Regions from separate parts of the Homo sapiens genome. Here region 1 is linked to region 2. Evidence: chromatin loops called from intact Hi-C (ENCODE). Cell type or tissue: psoas muscle. All regions are shown on one strand.

The links. A loop is a pair of places that touch in the nucleus more often than their neighbours do. Peaks named below come from ENCODE experiments on the same cell type or tissue, not always from the same donor. Only the 100,000 strongest peaks of a DNase experiment are listed, where the experiment ranks them.
Region 1: it touches region 2 in a loop (2.8-fold over the local background); 40 of 110 quality-filtered maps call a loop at or near these places.

The regions. Positions count from the first base shown.
Region 1 is chr3:70,530,017-70,532,516 of GRCh38, forward strand. No RefSeq gene overlaps it. Among named protein-coding and RNA genes, the nearest start is that of MDFIC2, 220 kb to the left of the region's middle. In psoas muscle, a CTCF peak has its summit at 1,256 (motif pointing right); no DNase peak of the experiment used is centred here.
Region 2 is chr3:71,593,867-71,596,366 of GRCh38, forward strand. No RefSeq gene overlaps it. Among named protein-coding and RNA genes, the nearest start is that of FOXP1-DT, 10 kb to the left of the region's middle. In psoas muscle, no CTCF peak of the experiment used is centred here; no DNase peak of the experiment used is centred here.

The sequences.
Region 1 (2,500 bases), 1.1 Mb before region 2:
CCCTGCTATGTAGCCTATGGAGAGTTGCTTAGTGTTTGGTAAGAATGTGGCATTATATTTATTTTATTTTTATTTTTCTGTATCCACTTCTCCTCCCTCAGATCAAAGTATTTTAATAATAAAAAATAAGTAATTTAAATTTTAGATTATTTAGCAAAATTTAGATTATGTATTGTTTGGTTTCAGATGGTTTCACTGAAGGTGCTTTCCCGCCAGTGAAAAAAATATGATGATTCAATAGTGGCTATAAAATTATTGAAAATGGTATTCTAAGTCTTAGAGCCATTTATCTTATTACTTGATATGCTTTAAAATGTTTTTAATTACAAATCTAAATTTGCTTTTTCGATTTTAAATTAAAATCACCACCCAAAATTCTTAAGCCATCTTTCTCTTAATGGATTGGTCAGACGTTTCTATTATTTATCCAACAGAAGAACAATGGGAAATTAGAAATTACAATACATTTGTTAGTGCTTTGTCAACAAGAATTTATGTGGTGTGTTGGAATGCTGAAACATTCTATTATGCTATTTCTGTGATATTGGTAGCTAGGTTTAAATTAAGCACCTACCTGAACGTTTGTTTGTGATTAGAAATGTGTCCAATGAAAATATATTTTTCATGCCAAAATTCAAGAAGAAGGTGGTTTACACAAGCACGTTCTTAGCAGGAAGTCAAGCTGGACTTTTTCAATCCAGCCAAAATCAGAAAGCACTATAAATCTCCCTAGAAAACAAGTTTATAAACTCAAGTTATGTTTAAATAAACATTCTAAGTTAAAATGCTGGACTGAACCCCAGAATATGTCCAGTTTTTCTTATCACTGCTTCTCCGGTGCTGCATTTAATTCTATGATAATTAACTGAGATTTTTAAAATTTTCTTGGAATATCGTGGCAAAATTATGTAGTGCCCATGGAACCCCTTGGATTTAAAAAAAAGTTAGAACATGATTCTGGTTAAACTCTATTACCGAATATTCAATTTCATTGCATTTCCTCCCATCTCCTGTTTGAGTATGTCAAGAATTTCTTGAACTATAGGGCATAATCACTTGAAGACTTTATGGATCTCCTTGGGTTAAAAAAATACTTTTTCTGACTAAATTTAAATAATTAATATTTGATTATATCCCACCTCTATCCTGTACCCATTTTTGTCTGATTCTATTATTGGCCAAGATTCACATATTCACCACCAGCATAAATAAAAACTCAGTTCTTTTAAATTGTCCACAAGGCGGCAGTAAAACATCTTGCTTCCCCCCAATATCTTGAATTTCCAAGTATTCATTTTCCAAACATTTAGTATTATGTTTCCCTGAATAAAATTAAAAACTATTCTGCCTTTAAATTTCTACTTTGCCATTCCAATAGAATGTATTAGTAAATATGAGTTAGTCATGATGAGATACTTAATTTTCTCCTACAATAGATGAGTAGAAATCCTTCAAGTTTTGCTAACATAGATTGGTTATTTATATTGACAAGCAATACTCCTTTCCTGTTTTTCCGGGTTACAGCGGGCCTCTGTAAATTTTCTGATAAGAGAATTTGTTTCTGACCAATGCCAATATTAAGCTTGACATCTTGGTTTGTTTTTTTCTCACTAATTGTATTATGGAAAGGCAGCTTCACGGGTGATTTTTCTACTCAGAGTTTTCAAATGAAATGTAAAATCGGATGTTCCCATTTGTTTAGCAGACACCCTGACAAACCACTGCAGTACAGAAAAATACACTTTTAATAGGTTTTCTTCACAAGTGAGAAAACATCTAAAGATAGTCAAAATTGAAGGCTCAGTAGCAGTGCAGTACTCTAGTAGGAATCTCACCCGCAAATGGGTAGCTCCAATTGCTTTGGTGCTTTCGCTTACATGGTGTGGACCCAAATTGGAGACTACCTTCCATGACCTCATGTGTCAAACCATTGAAGTGTACCTTGGAACACATGCCCCACACAGGAGAAGGGGCGGGGGACCTGGGGGATGGATGACCTTGTACTATTCACTGACTTACTGCTGCCAGAGCAATGGTTGCCCTGAGGGCGAGAAGCTGCCAAAGGCACCTCTGGCATAATCTGTCATCCCAGTAAATGCCTGCCATTCCTGAGAAAAACATGCAGGTGTGCATGCATTAGAGAAAGAGATAGACAGAGAAAGAAGGGATGCTTTGGCAAAACAAATTTGAAACACAGGAGATCTAAGCTGCAGTCTTCATGCTGTCTGCATTCCTGTGAAAACTGCACGGAACTTGGCCCGAGCAAGATTGTGAGATTGAGTCCAGCATTTTGCCAATGCAGGCGTGGCGTGCTAGTGTGTGTGCATGTGCCTGTGTGTGTGTGTTTGTGATATCAAAGCAAATCATTTATGAAGTGTATTCATATGGCAAAATGCAAGACAGTCAGTAATAGTTTCAGTTCTGTCCATTGGTTCGTTTAAGATGCGTACTGCCTAATGCCATTAGAATTGAACATTGTTTTCCTAGTAATAAAAGACAT
Region 2 (2,500 bases):
AAGAAGAGCAGAAATCAGTCTTATTTCTATCTGTAACTGGCTCTATACATAACCAAATGATTTTCTTTTCATAACAGAGTGCTTAAGATGAGACTGTAACTTGAAGAGAACCTCAAGGTGGGCTCTACAGGGTGCTCAGTGGCTACCAACCCATTTTTCAGTTCTGGCAAAGCTGAACCTATTCCATCATGATTAAGCAGACTTTATTAGAGTCCACGACTCCATAAACAATGTCAGATATGTTGTGAGCCCCATAGCTCTCAGCCTAAAAACAAAACGCAATAAAGGAAGTGGTAACAAATAGAATCATAACTTTAGGATATTGCATCTCAGGATGATGCATGGAATTTAAATTAGGCAAGAGCTTCACCTGGATGCTCTAATTAAAAGTCTCCTTCTTCTGGGATGTCCAGGGCATTTGAATCTCAGGTACTGAAGTCACTAAAACTGACCAGACGGTTTATCATGTGGAGAGGTTTGTTTCTCTCACTAACTCCACCTTCTCAATACCCAGTCTTCAATCCTGTGTAGGGCTCCTGAACAACCTACATTGTGTAGCTTATTGTTGCTGTTTTAGCGACGAATTATGGAAATGTCTGAATGGATAGTAGATTGCTAGAAAAATTTGGGGGGAAAATGTGTTTGTTTCCAAGACTTTTGCTAAGGTTGGAATTTTGATGGGTTTGCAGCTAACATGATTTCAAGAATTCATTTTGACTTTGGCAGAACCTTCTTATGAGAAGAAGGAGTGGGCATCAGCCAAGGCCCCTCACACAAGCAAGTCTGATGTCAATTTCATCCACTCATTCATTCAACCAATATTCATCACATGCTACTGTGTAGTAGGCACCATTCTAGATATTAAGGACAAAAGAGAAAACAAAACAAAAGATAAAATCCTTGCCCTCATAAAGCTTACATTCTAGTGAATTTCTTGATAATTTTTCAATGGAGCATTTTTTTAAGGAAGAAACTAGAAGCGATAACCACCAGTATAAACTGACCAGGTCAGCAGAGAGGATGTATTTTGTTAGAGTTGTCACTTAAACTATAAGGAAATACCAAAAGAAACTTTTGTGGATTTTGAAGCAGTAGAGAAAATTGAAAAATAAATCAATACGAATAGTAAGATGGTAGTTCAGAACTTAACTACAAAGAATTTTGAAGGTTAATTTATCAACAGTGGAAAAATCAGGCCACTATGATCTGTGTCCCCAGCTTAGCTAGAAGAAAGGCATAGGTCCTAGAAAGATTCAGAAAACAAAATGATGCAAGATTTTTGGAGGGGAGGAGGGAGAGAGAGAAAAAAACAGAGCGAGAGAGAGGGGGCACATCTCTTAGTGGCAAGTTATCTGTGGCATTCCATTGGAAAGAGTTCTAGGCCCAGAGAGAAATGGAGGAATGAAGATTATGATACTGGCATCCCTACAAGGCTCCGATTGGCACAACAAAACCAGCCGTTCCTCCAGACAACAGAAAACAGCCTCTTCTGGATGCAGAATAGCAGAAGGTAGAAGGGGCCAATCCAATCTTCTCTGGTCGTTCCAGCAGGTGCTGGGGCAACATGAAATCACATGCTCGAGGGGAACAAATTGTGTATTTTTTGGGTCAGAATTCAAAAGTGAAAATTCTGGAGAAGAGATGATAATGGTCTGTATAATTTATATGGTCATCCCCAAGGAAGCAGCAGCATCTGTGCTCCAAAAGAATCAAGCACGGCTGGCCTGCTGTTTGCCTCATGGATCTTTGCGCTGGCTGAAAGGTCACATGTGTCTGAATGTTTGGAAGCATATTACCCAGTTGTTTGTTTGTTTCTATCTTCCCTTTAAACAGTTTGGTCTCCTTCTGGGGAAAAGAAATAATGTGAACAGAGCAAACACACACACGCTCTGAAAAATGCTCTGCCCCGGAATGCAATAAAGCCAGATTTTTCTAGGGCAAGGAGAATCTTAAAGAGGAAGACCTTAGCTTTTCTCACAGTTTCATCTCATGCTGAGTCCTGAATAATATGTTAAAAAAATTACAGTAGTGCTTCAGTTATGTAGCAATGCTAAAATTGGCTTCCCTGGTTTACAATGAAAGAAAATATAGTTAAGAATTCCATCTTGTCTGGTGTCCTTACAAATTCCTCTGTCTACAATTCACCTATGTCAGGATTGCCTCATTGAGGATAATATTATTTTATGCCTACTTTGTGTATTTGTGATATAATTATTCAATGCCTTATGCGCTGTGCTGGAGCACTGAAGCCTTCACCTTGCTGGCATAGTCTTCCTCAAGCTCTCTACAGGGCTAGATCTTCCTCACCCTACAGGTCTCAGCTTAAATGTCACATCCTGCTTTCCTCTCCTCCTCCTTCAAAATTAATATCTAAAATCCCAGCTTGTTTCTTGATTTATGCATTTATTGTCTGTCTTCCCTAGAAGTAAGCTCCATGAGACCAGAGACCTATTTTGTTCGTTTCACATTCCTCAGTGGCAGACAGTAAGCACTTAATAAT